Linked DNA regions of Homo sapiens: all the other regions are linked to region 2. The links are chromatin loops, found by intact Hi-C in ENCODE. Cell type or tissue: heart left ventricle. All regions are shown on one strand.

Region 1 (8,000 bases), 240 kb before region 2:
TCTAGGGAAATCTACTAGAGTAGTAAATAATGATTAGCCATTTGAATTACCATTGGAATTACCCAATTACTTTCTTATTACTAATAATTTGCCAATAAAAATTTGTGAAATACAACTCTCCGATACATAAGCATGTTACATAACTGACAATAGCAAATGTCTAGAACAGACCTGTGTTCATCTGCTAAAATGGATGCTGGCTTCCTAGCAAGCTATTAACACTTAGCCAACACTATACCTCTGCCAGAGTCAGTGCTAGGACCTGAAGAAGAGTTAATCTAAGAACCAGCTGGAACAATCAGGGACTTTGTGACTTCTTACAGTATATTCTAGAGGTAAAAAATACGGTAAAGGCTAGAGGTAAAAAGCTTCCTAGACTCAAGAAATTTAATTTATTGGACACCACAGTGTTGTTATGATGAGAGTGTATAGTCTAAATCAAGGTTTGAAAAATCAGTTTTTTAGGTTGGAGGTGAATTTTATGTTTGTTGTTTTTCCCCTTCCTGGACTGCCACTTCTGCAGCCCATTCTCTTGGCATGCTAAGTTTTGTCCTTTTTTAGGTCCATGTTCACTAAGTGGGCAATGCATGGGGGTCTTCCTTACTGTTATAGTTGTAGTGGGATTTCCATATAGTTTCCATAAGTTTTCTGTACTGAAGCTAAAGAAGACCATTAAAAGTCACTGGGGTAAAAGTTTTTCAGGCAAAATTAATGCTTGAACAGGGACTTGATAATTAGCCTCAAACTCTACTAAATAGACTTCTTGTAGCCTTACCAAAGTTAGTAATGACTAAACGTAGATTTCTCATTTGTAATTTTTCTAAATATACTGTACATTCATCATATTCATGAAGGCATCCTCATATCCAGCCACATAAAGCTGACACAAAACAAAAGAATGAAAAATTTGTACATTGCCAAAATAGGTGTCAAATTCAGTAAGTACTAATACCAAAATATTTTATTATTAATTACTCAAAACATACTTATTTTTGTATAAACAAGGTAGAAATAATCATAATTCCTTAGTCATCTTATCCTTCTATAAAGCATGCTATATAAAGAGGGTGGCTTAAACAATATGTACTTCTCACAGTTCTGGAGGCTGGGAAGCCCCACCATCTGGGAGCAAGCCAATTTGGTGTATGGTGACATCAGAAGTAAAGTGTGAGTGCAAGAAGCAATGGTATACAGAAAATTGATGCTGAAAGATATATTAATATAAACATTAATAGCATAGACAAGAGTTAAAATATTTACTACTGGACATAAAATATAGAATTAAAATTGAAGACATAAAATTTCTACTTGCGATATTATAAAAATGCAAAGTAAACTCACAGTAAGCATAAGGAAGGGATAAAACTTAATAAAAAATAATGAGTTGGAAAATAAAAATAAATTAGAGGATTGATGAAGTAAAGTTACAGTATGTTGAAAAGACTAATAGTGGATAAATATTTTGCATATTTGATTCCAAAAAATAAATATAAAAGTAGAAAATAAAGATTCATAAGAGATTAACAAGATAATAAAAGAATATTGTGAGATATTCCATGTCAATTATTTGAAAATGAAGTGCTATAGTTTGAATATTTATCCCCTCAAAACTTATATCAAAGATGAGTTGGTTGAACATTAGAAAATTCATTAATATAGTTTATTTTACTTATACATTAAAGAAGAAAAAAAATTCTCTATTTTTAAATACTGAATATAGAATCTGATCACATTTTAAATTAAAATTTTTAATAAATTATAAATTTAAGGGAATTACTTTAATTAAGACTACGAGTAAAAGTTCTTAAGGCATTGTAATACACAATGGTGGAAAGTTAGAAGCATTTTATTAAACTAAGTCTAGAACAAGTTTATTTGTTTTTACTACTTTTGCTCAATATTGTACCTGAAGTCCTAATCTACATAAAAAAGTAATAAAAGCAAATTAAACATATAAGGATTAAAATGAAAAATTATTCTTATTTGAAGATGATACAACATCTTATATACCAGACAAAAGATAATTCACAGATAAATTATTAAATATGTATAAGGGAGGTAAGCAGTTACCTAATATGAATTTTTAAAATTTTCTATATACCTTCAAGAAACAGCTAGAAAATAAGTTTATAAATATCATTTGTAATAAGAATAAAAATGTAAAGCACATAGGAAGAATTGAAGATATGTAAGCTCTTTAAGGAGAAAATGAAGGAAGTTTATAATACAATATAAGAAAGACCTAATAGCAAGGTTCCAGTTTGTTGGGTGGCCGTAAACAATGGAAATTTACTCTTTCACAGTCCTGGAGATAGAAGTCCAAAATTAGGGCATCAGTGGGGAAATGTTCTCTCTGAGACTCTAGGTCTAATATTTCTTGCCTCTTTCTAGCTTCTGGTGGTGGCTGTCAAACTTTGGCACTCATCCATCTGCAGTTGCATCACACCATTCTCTGCCTCTTTTGTCACATGACATTCTCTCTGTCTCTTCTCACAAAGCTGCCAGTCAGATTGGATTAAGGATCCACCTTACTTCAGTATGAACTGATCTTAACTAATTACACCTGCAACAACCAACAGCCCAGTTTCCAAATCAGGTCACATCCTGGGGCGCTAGAGGTTAGTATTTCAACATACCATTTCGGAGGACACAATTTAACCCATAACAGTGTGCTCTCTAACACTCCAAAATTCATGTCCTTCTGATATGCAAATTACACTTATCCCATGCCAACATCGCTGGAAACTGTAGCTCATTCCAACACAACTGTAAGTCCAAAATTTCATCTAAATATTATCAATTCAAAGAGTCCTAAATATCATCATCTGAAACATTAGATACAAGGGCTCTTTCCTGGATAATCACATCCCTATTCCTGGCTTCTGCTGAGAGGGTTGATTGAATTCGCGAGTTACATGCCAATCATTTTAGTAAATGGTTGCCCAGTCACACCCTTGGCTCTGTTGCCAGAGCACACTATCTGAAGAGGCTAATCATTTTCCAAATTATCAACTGCTGGTTTCCTCTGACTTGACTTAAATCATTTCCTAATTTATTCTCACATTTTCCTAAAACAAAAACAAGAAACCATGTTGCATCTTCCATACTTTGCTCAGCTAAATATCCAAGTGCATTACCTACAAGTTCTACTATCCACCTAACAGAAGAACATAATTCAGCCAAGTCCTCTGCTACTTTATAACAAGAATCACTTTTCTTCCATTGTCCAATAACATGTCCCTCATTTCCATTTGAAACTTGACCACAAACACCTTTAACTTTCATATTTTTCATAACATGTGGCTTGTGATGATCTGTTTTTTTTTCTATTTTTTCTACTTTTAAAACTGTTTTTAATGTTTTTATTTCAATAGGTTTTGGGGGAACAGGTAGTATTTGGTTACATGAATAAGTCCTTTAGTGGTGATTTCTGAGATTTTGGTGCACCCAACACCTGAACAGTGTACCCTGTACCCAATATGCAGTCTTTTGTGCCTCCCCACCCCCCACCCTTTCCCCCGAGTCCCCGAAGTCCAATGTATATCATTCTTATGCCTTTGCGGATGTACGTATTCTTTAAAATCATAGAAGCTTTCTTTACCGCTTTCCTCACTTCTTTCTGAGCACTCACAGGATTCACTTGTAATGTCCACATTCCTACCAACAATTTCTTCAGGGCAATCTAGGGTTTTTACTACCAAATGCCTCAAAATGCTTCCAAGATCCTACCAATTACTTACTTCAAAGCCACTTTTATATTTTAGTTATCGTTACATCAGTCCCTGTCATTCCAGTGCCAGCATCTTTATTAATTTCCTAACACTGCAGTGACAAAGTACCGTAAACTGGGTGCCTTAAAACAACAGAAATTTATTTTCTTGCCATTCTGGAAACGAGCACTTTGAAATCAAGGTGTCAGCAGAGGCATTCTACCTCTGAAACTCTAAAGAGAATGTTTACTTGTCTCTTTTGCTAAGTGGAAGCCCCAGTTCTTGTGTTCCCTACCTTGCAGCTGAGTTACTACAATCTCTGCTTCTGTCGGCAGATGGCATTCTCCATGTGCGTTTCCGTATCCATATTTCCTGCTATTTACTAGGCGCTTACCCATCTCAGACTCAGAATCCAAATGTTTTAAGAAAGGGATTCTTAATTTAGCCTCTCAGCCTGTGCACAAAATTTGAAAGAAATCTATGTTGACTATTAAAAGCTGATCAGGTAAAGACCACCAGAAACAAATCTATAGTCTGACAAGATCAGATTTATTGGCTCAATGCAGCAAGGGATAGCAGTCCAGAGGAATTAGGAATGCTACTTGACAAGAGGAAGGAGGGTGTCCTTTTGTAAGGCTTTGGTTCATTCTGAATAACCTGGGAGTTAACCCAAGAGAGAGAACCCAAGAGAAGTAGGAATCAGTATGAAATGTTTGTTATTTCTGAGAAAAGATCAGGATACATGAGATAAGCTAAGGATTGAGTATTAGAATGTGGTAGGGGCCAGCTTAGCAACTGAGTATCCCCAGTAATAGATGGGTATAGAAAAACGAATTTGGTGGCATCATTGATAATAAAGCAATAATCACTCAAAGAGGGGATTGTTTTGGCATTCTCCAGCTGCAATATAACTTGCCTAGGGGAAAAATAATGTTTCCTGTTAACTTTGCAGCTGACTTAGTATCTGTGTCTGTTCTCCCAGACTGATTAATTGCAGGGCTGCTTTTTTCTTTTTCAGTCTAAGTTGATTTTTCTCTCTTTCAGTCTGGAAACATTTTTACTCTTTCATGACCAAAATTCAACATGGTATGGATTGTTGTCCACCATCCTAAATTTTGTCCAAAGATCACTGCATTTGTCAGTTCCTTCATAGATAATGCTTCTTTAGAGTTGTTTTCAAAGAAGAGTTCTGTTTTATCTCTTCTGACTTTTGTTGTTTTCTTTGGTTGGTTTTGGGGAGGAGAGTTAAGAAATATTATACTCCCCCATACTTCACTCAATGAAGAAATTATTTTAAACGAGTACAAGTTTATCAAATGTAATCTTAGTAAACATTTATTCACTACAGGGTGACTTTGATAGAATGCCACATGATATGATCAGTCAACAACTAAGGTTAAAAATAAAACAAAACCCTAAACTGCGTAATGGAACACTTAGTTATTTTGTCAACATATGTGTGTAATTTTTGATTGACATATTAGATTATGTCTCTATACAAATAACACCGGTTTGGAAAATAATTTAATCAATTAATCAGTTATTTTCATGTAATCTGTGTTTTCCAAGAATAGGTAAATGTTAGTGTACTATTCCCTTGCCTAAGAAGATCCCCCTCACTCAAAAAGAAAATTTTAAACAGTGAATATCAAAAGTTATCAGTTATAGGGCAATCTCAAGGAGATCCATGCAGATTATTTTAAAGATGTTTGTGGATCACAAAAGCATAAGATGGAATTTGATTTTATAAAGCATAGTTTAAAGACCATGCAACCTAATACTTCAACATAAATGCTAGAAAAACAGCAATGTAATTGAAAAGGGATCTTTAAAATTAATGGAAATTATGTTTACTAAAAAAATTATTTTAATGCAGATAAAGAAAACCCACATGTCCTTAAACATGTAATGAAATTGCTAGCTGTAAAACACTTCCCTTCATTTATACCTGTGAACTTCATTGTCCAGTACATTCATAAAACAAATATTTTTCAAAATTTAATACAAACTTCTTTGAATTGGCATCGTGTTTCTGGGAAATGCTGTGGTTGTAACATTTTTTTTTCACAAAAGCAATTACTGTGAGTACATTTTACAAGTAACAAATAGAAAAAGGTATATAGTCACAACGTGGTTTAAATGTTTATTTACACAAAATTAAAATAGCAGTAATAACAAGCAAATCAATCCTGTAAATTAAACGAAGGCCAGCCCAGGAAGATACTTAGTGGGGGGAAAACATACACTCTTAAAAATGGAAGCCTCCCTCCACCAAAAAAAAAAAAAAAAAAAAAAAAAAAAGAAGAAGAAGAAGAAGCCCATCTTTTAAAAAGAGTTGAGCTAAACATAGAAAAGAGAAGGCATGACCAATAAAAGGGTGGGTTAAAAGAGGAATTATGGAAAGAAATTATATTTTTTTAAACTGTGTATTACCAAGACTAATACATACATAACACCAGATAAAGGTCTTATCATAATTGCATCATTGGTATGAACTTTTTCAAGCAGAGTTCTAAAATAATTTTTGATGGAGAAATTTGCTTACAACATATACAACATATAAACTCAACTGGAATCCACCAGTTTTTAAAAAATGAAATAATCCTTTAAGGATATAAAGAATTCCAAAATCTTGTAAAGCCCTAAAAAATTAGAAATCTGATAGAATATTAAACTTTAGCAAAATATGTTTTAAGTCAGTTTAACAACAAAGTTATTTTCCAGTTTTAAACTATTTAAGTTATCTTGTTACCAATATGATGAAATGTTCCTCTTTTACTATGGGTGCTATGTTTTGCCCCCTGAATTCTATTATTAGTGTGTGTTTGTGATATATTTTCCCATCATTTTACTTTTAACCAAATATCTATTTAAGTGTATCTCTTGTAAACATTATGGTCTTCCAAAGGTTTGATCTCTTTAAAGACAGACATTCTGATGATTATCATGGAGAGTTTGGGGGTTTATGTTCTGAGCTGGAATGTAATCATAGATCTTTTGGCAGAGTGGTCAGCTTTTACACATAGAGTGGAACAACAGACACTGGGGCCTATCAGAGGCTGGACAGTGAGAAGAGAGAGAGGATCAGGAAAAATAAGTAAAGTGTACTAAGCTTAATGCCCAGACGATGAAATAATCTGTACAACAAACCCCCATGATACAAGTTTACCTATATAACAAACCTGAACATGTACTCCTGAATTTAAAAGTTTAAAAAAAAGAAAAGTGAACCACGTACCATATTTTTTACTTAATGCAGTGAATAGCAGTGGATGCAACCATACCCAGTAGTCAACCTGTCCCCTCAATTTAAAACATTCTTGTTATTTTCAATATTCTATGGGAAATGAAACACTCACAAAATCTGATTCCATTTAAAGCGAGAATTAAGTCTCACTCTCACCTTTCCTGCTTCCTCCAAATATTCCAGGACTCAGCCTCAGTCATTCTTCTTGATCATTTGTCAGACAAGAAAATGCTGGGGGAGATTAACTGGCATATCTGAGCTAATAAGTCAGACTCCAGTGTGAAAATTGCACTCCCTGCCCCTAATTCAGGGCAATTTCCTTCAAGACTATTACATTTCTCCTCTACTCCACCTGAAAAATGTTGTAGAGTCCTGTTACTAAAGCATCCTATTGCCCCTCCCCAAACCTGGAAACACACATACAAACCTACACTCATTTACCATTATTGTTTTTAACACTAAGCAAGAAAAGTGCAGCTATCTAAGTCACTCCAGACATCATCACCGCTCTTGGTAAAATTGATCTCAAAGCTTGGCCTTAGTCATGTATTCTTGAAAATGGAGGATAAATTCAACTATCAGTTTTCCTAATTGTTTTCCACAGGTCAGAGCTCAAAATTCTTATCTCAGATAGATATTTGTGTGTGGATTTTGTGTGTGTGTGTGTGAGAGAGAGATGATTGTTTTCTGATAAATTGGTGTTTGAATGTGAATACACTCCTAAAGTGATATATAAAATACTTTTTGTCATCATTGCTGGATAGCAGGCACTATGCTTGTTCGTGTTGAAGATACAATGTTAGCAGTACGTAGTTTCCTCAAATAAGTTAAACTCCAAAACTGACATTGTTAGGCAATTATAGAAAAAACTGTAATTCTAAACAGAAGATAAGGTCTTCGATAAATAAGTGTACACAAATGCAAACAATACCAGGAACATAAGGAATGGCTTTATGAAGAATCATCATTGGATGCTTTTATCCACATAGTAATATTCAAAGATACACAAAAGGGAGGTGAGGAGGTGATTATTATTCCCACCT
Region 2 (8,000 bases):
ATGGAGAAAAGTTATAACCGTCAAAAGGAAAAATGAATTTTTTTCACAAAGTGCGTCTAATTTAGTCAGAAACCTGATAATCATGCTTAACAATTTTCTTTCCCTCGACTTCCATGTCCAAATAGTTGCCAAGGTCTGGAGATTTTTACTTTCTAAATATCTCTAGATTGTATCTGTACTCTGCATCTTTTCCACTAACACAACTACCATGACTGCTCTCCCAGACACCCAGACCACTGGCATAGTCTCCTAAGTTTTCTTCCCACATTTACTCTGCCTCAGTCTGCTCTCCAGACCCACTCTGTGCTCTTCTCCACCTCTCCCCATGCTTCAAGATGCTGAACTACAAGAACATATTAATGGGCCCCCCTGCTCTGTGGAGCCCTGTGGTCCCATCAAGGTATTTCTTCTCTCAGCTCTTTGTGTTCAGTGTCGCTGCAGGTTTGCAGCATCCCTCCACAGAAGCGATATCTTCTGTAAGGCAGCTCCCCTCTACTTAGTCCCTTTGTCTCCAGGTTCCAAAAAAAACCCTGTAATTCTTCCTGCATCAGGCCTGGGGAGGAATTATCCAACTCTTGGTCTCCTCTCCTCCCCATCTTTTGTAAATAGCTGCTTTATTATACTCTCTTCAAATAATTCCACTTGACTGTGCCATGTGTTTCCTGTCAGGGTCTGGACAATGGTCTTGTCCCTGCTCTTTCTCCAACAGCATCTCTTAATAGTCCTCATCCTAATCCACACTGCTTACAGTCTCAACGGCAACCCATTGAACTACTTACAGTTCCCCAAGTGTGCCCTTATTACATTCCAGTTTTCTTCCTTGCTATTCACCGGCCCTAATATCCACCCCATAATTCAGAAATTTCATCTTCCCAGAAGTTTTGATATCCTCTACTTACTATCTTCTAGTTTGTGTTTGGGTAGTCATTTTAGCTCCTAGAGCACGGTATCTATCCATACCACAATGCTTATCACTCCGTGATTGCCTTTTATTTGTCTGTCTATCCTACAAGCTCTGAATCACCATCTTTAGTTTCTAGTCCCCAGGGCCGAATAAACTCCCTGGCACATGATAGCTGTTCAATAAGCAAATCAAACTATAAAGCTGTGTGTGTAATCTAGCTAAAGTAGTTCAGAGCTATTTTGTAATATATTGAGGCACAGTATATTATAAACAAGCTTACCTATTTATCCCAACCATTTTCTTCTTCCAATACAGATCTTAGTGGGAATACAGCTCCCATAGCCAAAATACTGTACCAAGTGTATAGACTGATGCAACTACCTCCATCAGCCATTTATCCTTCCAAAAATAAAACCTTTAAGCTTCCTTCTCAATTCTCCTTTACTGAGCATTTTATTTCTTCAGTGTTGTCAAAGAAAATACAGTACATTAAAAAGTAAGGATGACCCAGAAAACTGGATTGAGAAAGATTTCAGAAGGAGGTTTATTCAGGGAAAACATTATGAATGTTTCATAGTATTATTACTCCCATAAGCTTTGCAGTGAGAGTAACATTTACCATTTCTTTACATTATTTTATTAAAATTATTTGTTTCTTTTCTTTTATGGCTACCTCTTCCTCTCCTCTCCCCCATTTCAACCATATTCTTCACTCAGTCCTTTAGAAGACACTATGGTATTCCAACTAGATTTCCTTACCCTTTTCAGGACTAAAGAACTTACTTCTCAGCTTCTGGGAATGCTGACAGTTGATGGCTCACAGGCGAATCCTTCCTTCCAAGTTTCACCCTCAGCTGAAGAGAGCTGCGGGTATGACATCTTACCTCCTTCCTGGGGCAGTCCACAGCCAATGACTAGTCAGTGCTGAGGGCTGGAAGGGGAAAGCATACAGAGAATGTCAGGAAACAAAGCTCCCTTGCTCCTATTTGGAAAAACCATGCGGGGATATCAGGGATATTTCAGCTCCAGAGGGCCTTCTGGAACCAGTTTTTGCTGTGACTTCATCACAACCCAACCCCTCCCTAAGCTTGACCTACCTTCATTTCCCTTCAGTGGTTGACACAAGGAGCCCTCTGCCACTCCCCCATTCACTCCTTGAATGCCAATCTCTGTCTCAGAACCGCTTTCCAGGGAGTCTGACTGTGAGAGTCTTCAACAAGGACCCCATGTTAAAAAAAAAAAAAAAAAGAATTCTTCCGTGCTTCCTTCTATAACAGTTTAATCACATACACAAACGTATGTAGGCATATACATGAATAAAAGTGTTATAAATATATAAGATTTTGGTTTTTGTTAATGGGATATTATACATTTCTTAGTTTTACCATTCAATAGCACATAGTATAAATTCCTTCAACACAACTTGTACCATTTTATAACTTTAGTTTATTCTTTGAGTAGCTACATAATACTCCATGATGTTGACATATCATAATGTAGTCATTCATCTTTTGCTGGGCATTCATCTTGATTACTGTTTTGTTTTGTGTTCGTTTTGGCCCCCATGAACAATGCTGGAGTAAATATCATTGTATATATGCCCCTATGGACTGGTAGTTTCATTTCTGTAGGTTTCCAAAAATAATAATAGGTTCAAAAATATGTATATTTTATTTTCATAGATATTGCCAGATTTGTTTCTAAAATCCTATAATATTCACATTTGTACCATTAATAAGAATAACTTATGAAATAATTCTATATAAGTCATTGTGATATATTTCTTTCTTGTCCTATACATAAACAAATGACTTAATGAAAACTTTCTTTTTCAAGATGAAAGTCTAGAGAGGTCCCCAAAATCGATCCAGCAAAGATTTTTTTGGATATAACCCTAAAAGCACAGGCAACAAAAGCAAAACCAGACAAATGAGACTACATCAGGCTAAAAATCTTCTTCACAGCGAAGAAAACAATCAACAGAGTCAACAGGGAACCCATAGAATGGGAGAAAGTATTTGTAAACCATACATGTAAGAGGTTAATATTCAAAGTATATAAGGAACTCAAAAAACACAATTGCAAGAAAATAAATAACCCAAGTTTTTAAATGGACAAAGAACCTAAATAGACATTTCTCAAAAGAAGACATGCAAATGGCCAACAGATATATGAAAAAATGTTCAACATCACTACTTATCAGAGAAATACAAAGTAAAACTGCAATGTGGTATCACCTCACATCTGTTAGAATAGCTATAATCAAAAGGACAAAAAATAACAAGTGTTGGTGAGGATGTGGAAAAAAGAGAACCTTTGTCCACTGTTGGTGGGAATGTAAAATGGTGCAGCATATCAAGAAACAGTATGGATGCTCCTCAAAAGAAAATTAAAATAGAACTATCATATGATCTAGCAATCTCACTTCTGGTTATACATATATAAAAAAATCAAGTCAGTATGTTGACAAGATATCTGCACTCCCATGTTAATTGCAGCATTATTGACAATAGCCAAGTTATGGAATTAATGTAAATGTCCATCAACAGTAAATGGATTTTTAAAATGTGGTATATATACACAATGGACTATTATTCAGCCTTTAAAAAATAAGGAAATTTTGTGATTTGTGAACCTGAAGTATACTATGTTAAATGAAATAAGCTAGGCACAGAAAGACAAATACTGCATGATCTCATATGGATGTGGAATCTGAAAAAATCAAACTCATAGAAACAGAGAACAGAATGGTAGTTGCCAGGGGTTGTGGATATGTTGGTCAAAGAATACAAAATATCAGTTAGAAAGAATAGGTTGAAGAGATGTACTGTACACATGGTGAATATATTTAATAACAATGTATTTGCATACTTAAAAATTGCTAACAGAATAGATTTTAAGTGTCACCACAAAAAAATAAGCATGTGAGATAATGGATATGTTAATTAGCTTGATATAACCATTCCACAATGTATTCATATTTCAAAACATCATGTTGTAAACGATAAATATATATAATTATTTGTCAAATAGACAAATAAATACATAAATTGTATCATTATAAAAAAAATGTTTTAAGTGCTACTTGATCACCAAAACAGAAAACACAAAATGAAAAACCACTCATTTTAGAAACTCACAGACTGGTAGAAGTGATGATAACATAAAAATGGAAAACTCTTTTTTAAAATCGAAAGTACTACAATTAATTGTAAGGCAAGTCTAGCTTTTTTTTAAGTTAATAAAATATTTTTTAAGTTTTTTTTAAATGGAGCTAGAATTTATGACTGATATACTTAAATTTATCTAAAACAATTTCTTTTGTTATTCAGACTCTCCTAGAAGCAATAAAAAGTATCCAACCTCTTTTCCCCCAGAATTGATATTGTGATGCCACTAAATATGTTCAAAAATTAGGGATAGCCAGTAAGAATTATAACTAACGATTTCCTGAATCCAGGGAATAAATATTGGTTTAAAAACAGAAAACAATGATGTTCAATTCGGAAAGCTACATACAACGTTCCATATTCAGATTTTAAATGTAGTCAGGTGCAAGAATAGCTAGATACTACCATCCCTGATTTCACCAACAAACCATTATGGACATTTTTAATACATGATACAAATCTAACATTCTTAAATGTGTTTCTGCTGACATACGATAAAATATATATATATATATATATATATATATATATATATATATATATATATATGTATCACAAAGTTCAGCTATTTTGTATTTTGTCATTGGAAAATGTGTTGTGATTTGCAAAGAAAACAGTTTTCCTGTTTTAGCAAAATTAGAAGTTAATGAACTGAGTATTCCACTGTAGCATTAACATAAATAAATACAAATCTACAACAAAGAGAGTTAATCAAATTGAGTTGAACAATGCATTATCCCAAGTACATTTTGCACAAAACTACAGGCTGAGGAGTAATTATGTTTATGCATGGGCACTTGGCATTTTCAACTTGAAAAACATTTTTTCCAAGTAAAGTTGATTCCATTTACAAGCGCAACCAGTTGGTTGCTAATGTTAGGACACCATCTTGTGGATAAGGTATCTAATTTGGAAACGTATTTGAAATCATTTACACAGTAAAATGCAAAAAAAATGTTCTTGATATCACAGAAATTAATCAACAGCTTTACCTTTATTAGCATGTCTACAAAAGGTATGGCTAATAAAAGAACACTGAATAATTTTTATCAAAAAAGCCTTTTCTCATTGTGCATCTGCTATGGACCAAATGTTGTATTCCAAAGTCAGTGTATTAGAAAGGCATTTTAGTGAAATCTTTATTCTACAGAGAATTAATGAAATCCATGTTAGTAAAGATAAACTTTCATTTGCTGCTATCACATAATGCTGAACACGTTTAAGATATAGATTGTTTGCCAATATATTGTTCTTGAGTTTTATATTGTCAATATTAAATACATATATTTAATATATATATATAGGAGGCATATAAGAATCTCAAATATCAAACTGGTTTTCTCCTTAAAAAATATTAATATCCACTCCAGCCTGGGTGACAGAGTGAGACTCCGTCTCAAAAATATGTATGTATATTAATATCTCCATTAACCTGCCTGTTTACTTAAATAAGAAAAGTAACACTTATAGGAATGCTGATACAGTTTGGCTTTATATAACACAATAAGTTAGCAGAAACAGAATACATGCCTAAGAAAGCTGAGCGCCAGTCTTTCCTCTGCAACTGATTAGCCACCTATCTTGGACAAATCAATTCACTTCCCATGCCTTAGTTATCACAGCTGTGACAAGAAATAGTGGATGCTTATCCAGAGAATTTTTGAAGACATAAAATAATACATATAAAATTTCTGCATCTACCGCAATATAGGAAATAAGAAAAACAGATCTGATTTTATTCCAGATCCTTGTTCTAATCCCTGTCCTCAAAAACAGCTATGGTTTCTTTAGGTCTTTTTTAAAAAATTCTGTGAACACCCACTGTATCTTCCAACACATTTTTCTTTTATTAAGCTGTTATGTGCAGTAAACCTTCTTGACTAACACAGCACTCATGTGATTTGGGGAAGGTAATTACATTTAGTTAATGGAGGAGGGAATAAAAATTCGGGTTTTCATTAAACGGGTATGGGTTTGAATTCTGACTTTCCCACTTATCAGTTGTATGACTTTTGGTCAGTTATTAAGCTTCTCTTGCCTTGGTTTTCTCATTTGCCTCACAGAGTTCTAAAAAGCACTAAATTAAGGTGTGTAAGGCATTTATCACAGTGACTGGTCTATGGCAAGTGGGATATGGTGAACAAGAAAGATTATTATTATAATTATTGTAAATGGATATTATTTAATTTGACATCCTCCCAAATCTCAAAATAAATCAGAGTATGAAATACTCATCATTCATAATATCTGTAAAAGAAATAATACTGTTCTGCATTGATGCCCACAAAATATCCACTTAGAAGAAGACTTAAATGGTATTTTTATAGTCTGAATTGATTTCCTCTAAATGGCTAAAGCTCTGAAACAACTTGTAACTTCCCATCTGCACCATAGTACACAGACCACAATACATCCAACTCTTCGAGAGATTTGAATCTTCACAGCTCATTAATCTATAATGAAAATAACTTATGAGCATCTTTGACTTACAAAGGCAACTTGCCTTCCTCATCATGGATTCGTGGCTCCTCCAGTAAACGTGGTGAGTCAAGGTTCTGCAGCATTCAAACAGCTTAACCATCAAAGTGACCAAAGGTCTTTTTGAAGGAGCTAAAGAAATAAAAGAGATATCCCCTAGTTTCTCTTCTGACTGTATGATACTTCAAAAAGTAAAAATACAAACTGACTATTTTGGAAATGTGAGATTGTGTTGTTTTTCAACCACATATGTGATTTTTTTGCCTTCGATATCTAGTTAATTAAAACAGAAGCATTTTACAAATACATAATGTCTCAGAAAATAAATCTGCATTCCCCTCCTCCCTCCCATTTTTTTTTCTAATTCAATTTCTAAACTTTAAGAATCAACTCAATTCTCAGCATATCCTTCTATCCTTCCTGATCCATTAGAAGTCCTAATGACCATCCTAGGCCATATTATACTTTATTTTATTCCATGTCAATAACTTGGAGCAAATAAAGACACCTCAAGCAGGCTAAAAACCTAGGATTTCATCAAATGTATAGCTTTTAAATATGAAATTAGCATTTACCTTGGAGAGAGGCAATCTGATTTTTTTCTGTTCATAAAAGTATACACTTTTTTTATTATGTTTAGACTGAAGAATTTATCGCATGCCTATTGTTTGAACTCAAGATTGTCTTTCATTTCACATTTTTCTCTTCAGTCATAACTGGATCACATTACTCACATTAAAAAAGACATAACATGCAAGAAAATAGTTCCAAATTCCTTTTCAAAATATGTGTGTACTTTTTTCCTGGCTTTCACAACAGCAAGGCATTTCCAATCTGTCTATGGTTTTGTTCTTGCTAGAATTTTTTATGCAATATCCTAAATAAGCAATTTTGGGGGAGGCATATTAAAGCGCTTAAACTTTTCATAAAAGAAAATACTCTTTTCTGGTAAGCTGTATTCCTCCATTTATTATTTATTTTCTGAAATCCAGCTACCAGTATTGCTGATTTTAGAGTATCAGCAGCTGACTGGCTCTGAGTTGGTAAGCACAGTCTACAATTGTCCTCTGTGCCTGTGTGTGTGTATCACTTGTTTAGGTAGGTGATGGTGGAGAGTGGTTTTTATTTTGAAATTTTTGATTGTAGAGGCTGACCATGTCATTAGGAAATATGTGTAAGGAGTCACACAATACTTATCGATTAGCTGCTTGGGCATCCAGCCCCTTAATCTAAGTCTTCACAAACTGTTACCTCATGCTATACTTTGTAAGTTAATGCAGGTCAGGGACTTCAAGAATCTCAAAATAACAGGTGGCTGGGATTATGTGGTAACTATTTTGAGATCACTGCTATCTGCTACTTTCCCTCAGTTACTGATACAATCCTCTAGGGACAATTGTTTGAAAAATCCATTATATTTTCTGTTATGTCCCTATCCCTACCCTTTA
Region 3 (8,000 bases), 1.1 Mb before region 2:
TGTCGAATCTGTCAATTGCTTTGGGTAATAAGGTCATTTTAACAATATTCATTTTACCAATTCATGAGAATGGAATGTTTTTCCATTTGCTTGTGTCATCTATGGCTTCATTCAGCAGTGTTTGTAGTTGTTGTAGATATCTTTCACTTTCTTGGCTAAATGTATTCTTAGGTGTTTTATTTTTTTGAGTGGCTGTTGTAAATGGGATTGGTCTCTGAATTTGGTTCTCAGCTTCAACGTTACTGATGTACAGAAATGTTACTGATTTTTCTATGTTGATTTGGTATACTGAGACTTTACTGAAGGGGCTTATCAAGTCTAAGTGTCTAAATATATGATCATGTCTTCAGTGAACAGAGTCAATTTAACTTCCTCTTTTCCAATTAGGATGCACTTTATTTCCCTCCCTCACCTGATTAGGACTTCCAGGACTATGTTGAATAAGAATCGTGAGAGTGGACATCCTTGTCTTATTCCAGTTCTTAGGGGGAATGTTTTCAAATTTTCCCCATTTGCTATGCTGTTTCCTGTGGGCTTGTCACATATGGCTCTTATTTTGCTGAGGTATTTCTGTCTATGTTTAGTTCATTGGGGTTTTTATCATGAATTGTTGAATTTTTTCAAATGTTTTCCTGCATCTATTGAGATGATCATATGACTTTTTAGTTCTGTTTATGTGATAGATGATCTTTATTGATTTGTATATGTTGAACCAACCTTGCATCTCTGGAATAAAACCCATTTGATTGTGATGAATTATCTTTGTGATGCATTGTTGGATCCGTTCCCCAGTATAGTGTTGAGGGTTTTTGCATCTATATTCATCGGGGATATTGGCTTGTAGTTTTCAATTATTGTTGTGTCCTTGCCTGATTTTGGTATCAGTATGATACTGGACTTGTAGAATTAGTTAGGGATAAATCCCATCTCAATTTTTTGGAATACTTTTAGTAATATTGTTACCAGTTCTTTGTACATCTGATAAAATTTGGCTGTGAATCCATCTATCCTGGGCATTTTCTGCTGGTGAAAGGTTTTTATTACTAATTAAATTTCATTACTCATTATTGGTCTGTTCATGGTTTTGATTTATTTTTGTTCCATTCTTGGGAGGTTGTATGTTTCCAGGAATTTGTCCATTTCTTCAAGGTTTTCTGATTTGTGAGTGTAAAGGTGTTTATAGTAGTCTCTGATGATCTTTTCTGTTTCTCTGTTATCAGTTGTAATGTCACCTTTATCATCTCTGATTGTTTGTTTGAATCTTCTTTTTTTCTTAGCCTAGCTAGTGGGCTGTCAATTTTATTTATCCTTTTAAGGAACCATTTTTTTAAATTCATACTTTGTATGATTCTTTTCATCTTAATCTAATTAAGTTTTGTTCTGGTCTTCATTACTTATTTTCTTCTGCTATCTTTGGGTCTAGTTTATTGTTTTTTTAGTCCCTTTAGGTGCAACTTTAGGTTTGCTTAACTTGAGAGCTTTCTACCTTTTTTATCTAGGGCATTTTATCCCATAAACTTTCCTGTTCAGACTGCTTTTGCTGTACCCGGAGGTTTTGGTGTGTTGTGTCTCTATCTTCATTCGTTTCAAAGAACTTTTTAATTTTTGCTTGAATTTCATTGTTTACTCACAAGTTGTCCCAGAGCAAGTTGTTTAGTTTCCATGCCCTTGTGTAGTTTTGAGTGTTCTCTTTGTATTGATTTCTAATTTTATTCCACTGTGGCCTGAGAAAATACTAGATATAATTTTTGTTGTTGTTGTTGTTGTTTTTTTGCTTTATTGCGACTTGCCTTATGGCCAAACAAATGGTCAATTTTGGAGAATGTTCCTTGAGCAGATGAGAATGTATATTGTGCAGTTTTGGGCACGATACTCTGTAAATGTCTATCAGTTACATTTGGCCTAGACAACAGTTTAAATATAGAATTTTTCCGTTGGTTTCCTGCCTTGATGATTGCATTGGTTTGTTTTCACACTGTTGATAAAGATATATCCAAGACTGGATAATTTATTAAGAAAAAGAGGTGTAAGGGACTCACAGTTCCATGTGGCTGGGGAGGCCTCACAAACATGGCAGAAGGTGTGGGAATTATGGGAGCTATAATTTAAGACGAAATTTGGGTGGGGACACAGCCAAACCATGTCAGTGATCTATAGTCATGTCAGTGGGGGTACCGAAGTCCCCCATTGTCATTGTATTCCTGTCTGTTTTCTTAGGTCTAGTAGTATTCGTTTCATGAATCTGGGTGTTCCAGTAGTGGGTGCATATATATTTAGGATAGTTAAATCTTATTTTATGGAATCTTTTATCACTATGTAGTGCCCTTGTCTTTTATTATGCTTGTTTATTTAAAGTCTGTTTTATCTGATATGAGAATGGCTACTCCTGCTCACTTTTGTTTTTCATTTGTGTGGTATATATTTTTCTACTCTTTTACTTTGAGTCTGAATGTGTTTTTACCCAGTAGGTAGGTCTCTTGTAGACAGCAAGTGGTTGGGTTTTGTTTTGTTTTTATTCAGTTTACCACTCTGTAACTTTTAATTGGGGCATTTAGGCCATTTACATTCAAGGTTAATATTAACATGTGAGGTTTTGTGCCTGACATAATGTTCTTATTGAGTAGTTTTTTTATTTTCCATTATTTAGCTGCTTTATAGGATCTGTGAGCTTTGTACTTATTTTTTCTTTTCTGATGGTAAGTATTGTCCTTTCATTTCCATGTTTAGAAATCCACTGAGAATTTCTTGTAGGAGCAGTGTAGTGGGAAAACATTCTCTTTTGTCTTGGAAAGACCTTATTTTTCCTTTATTTATGAAGCTTAATTTGGCAGGATATAAAATTCTTGGCTGGCACCTGTTTTCTTTAAGAAGGGTAAAAATAGGCCCCTTCTTTGGGGTTGTATTGCTTCTGTTGAGAAGTCTATTGTTAATCTGATTGGTTCTCTGATTTGACCCTTTGCTCTAGCTGCCTTTAATATTTTGTTTTTAAAGCATTGACTTTGGATAGTCTGAAGGCTATACGCCTTAATGATGTTTGTCTTGCATACTGTCTCACAGATGTTCTCTCCATTTCTTGTGTCTGGATGTCTACATCTCTAGCAAGATTAGGGAAATTTTCTTGAATTATTATCTCAAATATGTTTTTCATGTTGCTTATTTCTTCTTCTTCCTCTCTCAGGACTTTCAATAATTCATAGATGTAGTTGTAGTCACTTTACGTAATACTTTGTTTCTCTAAGGCTTTGTTCATGTTAAAATTCTTCTTTCCTTATTTCTGTCTGATTGGGTTAGTTCAAAAGACATGTCTTTAAGCTCTGAAACTTTCTTCTTGGTCTAGTCTACTGTTAAAGCCTTCAATTGCATTTTTAAATTCTTAAGTAAATTTATTTTATTTCCAGAATTTCTGTCTGATTATTTGAAATTTATCTTTTTCATTTCCTGAATTGCTTTAGTATTTTTTCATTGTTAATTTTCAATCTTTTCTTGGCTCTTGTTGAGTTTCCTTGCAATCCATACTTTGACTTCTTTATCTTTTATTTCTGAGTTTCCATTTTGGTAAGAGTCCATTGCTAGAAAGCTAGTGTGATCCCTTGGTGGTGCCACAACATTCAGATTTTTCATGGTGCTGGAATTCTTGCACTGATTTTTTCTCAGAGGCTGTAACTTCTACTTTTTGAAATTATTTTCATTTGAACATGATTTTGTTTTCTTTTGCTATTTTTTTCTTTCCCTTTTCTCACCCTCTACAGGGAATGGAATTGTAGAATATGTTGGATAGAGTCTTTTTGGCTTAGCTTCTATAGCTGTGTACACTTCTGTCAGCACATTTTATATTGAGCTGTGTGGTTTAACCTGCAAGCCAGTAGGTGGTGCTGATGGGGAAGAGCCAGTTGCAGCAAAAGCAGATGAGTATATACTTAATCTTTGTTTACTATGAGGTACTCTCTCTTGTTTCAGGTGATGGTCTGGACAGTAGAGTGCCCTGTGTGCAGAGCTTCCTGTTCAGCTTGGGTGGGTGAACCCAATTTGGTAGAACTGGACACCCTGGGTTGCCCATGAATGACTCAGTGATGAGCACAGGCAAAAGTCCCGATACGGGTGGTTGTGGGGAGCTCCTGGTGAAATGTGAAATGCACTGTGGTCTCTGTTGGGGGGGTGAGGGGTCTACATCAGCTCCACATCCTAGAGGCAGGAACATGATCTATTTCCCTTTTCTATCCATGTGTTGAGGCTCAGGACATTCGGTTCAGATCCACACTATGCTCTATCTCCAGGTCACGGTGTGACTGAGATCCATGGAAAATGCCTGTCTTGCAACTCTCCATGATTGTAGTTTGTGAGGCAGAACATAGTCACTCAGCGCAGTACAGACAGCTTTATGTTTTGTCTGTTCTCTAAGGCAGTAAACACTGCGGCTCCGTGTGGGGGGCGGAGGTGAGCACTGCCTTTCGGTCAATGTAGGGGTGGCAGCTGCATTGGGTTCCTGTCACTGAAGCCAGCAAACCTCTTTTGGTAAGGAGAAGCCAAGGCAGGGTGTCGTGGGTCACCTAGTCTGCCCCCTACTCCTCTACACCTCAGCTGCGGTATCTGTGCTGGAGGCACGTGATATTGCCCAGCCTCCCCCAACCCTCCCTGGTCCAGGAACTACAGGGGCAGAAGCAGCATGTAGAGTCCTGTGGTACATATTCTGGCTGTTTCCCGTACCATGGCTGCAGAAACTACACCAGGAGCACACGGAAGTGCCTGGCTTCCTTTCTTGGCAGGGTGGTGGTGAGAGGTGAAACCAGCTGAGCTTCTGGGCCGGATGGGGACTTAGAGAACTTTAGTATCTAGCTAAAGGATTGTAAATGCACCAATCAGCACTCTGTGTCTAGCTGAAGTATTGTAATCACACCAATCAGCACTCTGTAAAATGGACCAATCAGCGCTGTGTGAAATGGACCAATCAGCAGGATGTGGGCGGGACCAAATAAGGGAGTAAAAGCTGGCCACCCTAGCTTGCAGCTAGGGGTCGCCTTCCACTCTCTGGCAGCTTTGTTCTTTGGCTCTTCACAATAAATCTTGCTGCTGCTCACTCTGGGTCTGCAATGCCTTTATGAGCTGTAACACTCACTTCCAGGTTCTGAGGCTTCATTCCTGAAGCCGGCAAGATCACAAACCCACGGGGAGGAACAAACAACTCTGGACTTGCCACCTTTAAGAGCTGTAACACTCACTGCAAAGGTCTGCGGCTTCACTCCTGAAGTCAGCGAGACCACGAACCCACCAGAAGGAAGAAATTCCGGACACATCTGAACATCTGAAGGAACAAACTCCAGCCACACCATTTTTAAGAACTGTAACGCTCACCGTGAGGGTCCATGGCTTCATTCCTGAAGTCCGCGAGACCAAGAACCCACTGGAAGGAATAAATTCCAGACACAGTGGCAGCTGGCACTGTGCTGCTTACAGATCAAAGACCTACAGGATTACAAGTAAGGTTGGGTGGTGCCTTTGAATTCTCCAGGTGGTCTTCTGTGTCAATGTGGAGGTTCCATGAATAGGAATGTAAAGGTCCATGGCAGAGGTGTGGATCCCTGGGCATCTAACTATCACTCATCTTTTCTATGCATTAGCCTCCTCTGGCTTTGCGCTGGTCCTCAGTCAGCCACTACTCAGCTTCTTGGCTTCATTCTTCTCTGCTTTCTGTGGGTCCTGTCACTTCTCTTATGAATCTCAGAATGATCTCCTTAATGATCCATGTGAAGAGTATTTACGTGATTTTATTTCCTCTCTGTGGGAGAGGTATGCACTAGCTGCTGCTAGTCAGCCATCTTGAACCAGAACCCTTATCCTTTTTTATTTTTTGAGACTATCTTGCTCTGTCGCCCAGGATGGAGTGCAGTGGTGCGATCTTGGCTCACTGTAACCTTCGCCTCCAGGGTTCAAGCACTTCCCCTGCCTTAGCCTCCCGGGTAGCTGGGACTACGGGCCCACGCCACTGCACCTGGCTAATTTTTGTATTTTTAGTGGAGACAGGGTTTCGCTGTGTTGGCCAGGCTGGTCTTGACCTCCTGACCTCAGGCGATCGGCCTGCCTTGGCCTCCCAAAGTGCTGGGATTACAGGCATAAGCCACCACCCCTGGCTCCTATCCTTTTTCATACTGTCCTTTGATTTACAGATTTTTAAAAGTTTTGATACTTTATTTTCTTTCTTCTAGAATTATTTCTGTGTCCTGCCAAAGATGTATTTGCTTACTTGTATGTCACAAAGATATTCTCCTATGATTTCATTGACAGCATTATAATTTTACCTCAAAAGTTATGGACTATAATAATCCTTCTCCAACGTGTATTTTATGTTTGCTGTGAGGTAATGAAGCAGCTACGTTGTCTGGGGTATATACCCTGGGGTTCACCATTGTGTGCCAGGAAAAATTAGGACAGGGCATACACAAAAAGTTTAGGTGCCAAGGTTTAATAGGCAGAAGAGAAGAGAAAGAGAAACAGCTCTCTCCACAGAGAAAGGGATCTCCAAGCCGCAAGGACTGGCTGGCAGGAAAAGCACCTGATTTTATAGTCCAGTTTGAAGAGGTGGTGTCTGATTTACATAGGGCTCACAAATTGGTTCAATCAGGTATGACATTTACATAGTGCCCAAGAAAGGCTGGTGGCCCCCCCCTAGTCTTATTATGCAAATAGACTTTCCAGTTGATCAGGGCTATCTTGTCTGTTCCTTACAGGACACGTGGCTGAGAAAGAGAAGGGAAGGTGGAGCCGCCATGTTGAACATGTCTAGTCCCTAGTTCCTGCTGGTATTCACCAGTGCAAGCTCCCAGCTTGCTTGCCTATGTCTGCAGCTTGACTTTACAGGCTGCTCTTCGGTAGAAAATGATTTGGGGCTGCTTTTCCTTAAAAAGAAAAGCCTTACGAGGACTCCCATACCCTTACTATCTGCCTAAGTGATTTCTTCTTAACTCCTGTATCGGTAAGAGTCAAGAATTTTTACCATCCCTCCTTCAAAATATTGAGTTAGTTTTATAGTTAATATACAGTTAACTGTTTAAATATCATTTGTTTTAAAAATTTTACTGACCCTCTTGAATTACGGTATAGTATAGCTACATTTCTGGACTCTGTACTGTTGATCTGTTTGCCCTATTTATGTCAATACGTCTTGATCACTGGATCTATATTTATATATTTATCCCTAAATTTAGGCATGGTAAATCCTCCAACTTGGACCTTTATTTATTTATTTATTTATTTGCAAAATTAGGCTACTGAAAATCCTTTCCATCCCCCTTGACAATGTTTAATGTAAATTTTAGAATTAGCTTGTCGGTTTTATAAAGCAGTTACTTGGGATATTGATTAGGGATGTATCATATCTTAGGTCAATTTTTGAAATAATCTGCATTTTTAATCATACTGAATATTCTAATACATAAAAAGCATATCTTCCCATTTCTTTTTTGTTTTCTTTAATTTGTCTTAGCAACGTTTTAGTGCACAGATCTTGTATTTTTTGATAAATTTCTTTTTACATGTTATTTGACATTATTAAAAATAAAGCTTTCAAAATTTCATCTCTCAATTGTTTTCCGCAATATCTAGAAAGGCAAAACACTCTTGTATATTGATGTTGTACCAAAAAACCTTGCTACTTACTGTTACTTATTATGTCAGTGCAAAAGTAATTGCAGTTTTTGTCATTTACTGTTGCACCAACCTAATAGTTGCTTTGGAAATTAGTAAGAATTTTCTGCAAAGATAATCATGTCACTTACAAATAAACAGAATTGTTCTTTCTTTCTGATCTTAATGCCTTATATTTAGTTAATTCTTATTGTCTTCTTTCACCACCTAGAACAACCTACAGTATAATTCACATGCAGGGGGAACTTTAGGGGGAAAAGTTCAATATTTCATCATATAAATCATCTTAGTTGTATTTTTAGGTGCCTTTTTGTAGGTTGTAGGTTGAATAAAAGTTGCTCTTTTTTATTACCCATGTGGGT

Evidence for each region. Peaks named below come from ENCODE experiments on the same cell type or tissue, not always from the same donor. Only the 100,000 strongest peaks of a DNase experiment are listed, where the experiment ranks them.
Region 1: a loop joins it to region 2, with 5 times the contacts of the local background. A loop is called at or near these places in 17 of 110 quality-filtered maps.
Region 3: a loop joins it to region 2, with 4 times the contacts of the local background. A loop is called at or near these places in 13 of 110 quality-filtered maps.

The regions. Positions count from the first base shown.
Region 1 is chr5:121,626,531-121,634,530 of GRCh38, forward strand. No RefSeq gene overlaps it. Among named protein-coding and RNA genes, the nearest start is that of FTMT, 220 kb to the right of the region's middle. In heart left ventricle, a CTCF peak has its summit at 4,034; no DNase peak of the experiment used is centred here; H3K27me3 peaks cover 339 bases.
Region 2 is chr5:121,865,741-121,873,740 of GRCh38, forward strand. The region is part of intron 3 of LOC105379149 (a long non-coding RNA gene); the gene reads left to right. It overlaps LOC105379148 (a long non-coding RNA gene), which reads right to left and starts at 6,800. Exons shown (of 3, transcript XR_001742863.2): 1 at 6,565-6,800; 2 at 2,002-2,114; 3 at 1,600-1,835. In heart left ventricle, a CTCF peak has its summit at 4,969 (motif pointing left); no DNase peak of the experiment used is centred here.
Region 3 is chr5:120,813,343-120,821,342 of GRCh38, forward strand. No RefSeq gene overlaps it. Among named protein-coding and RNA genes, the nearest start is that of PRR16, 350 kb to the left of the region's middle. In heart left ventricle, a CTCF peak has its summit at 3,859 (motif pointing right); no DNase peak of the experiment used is centred here.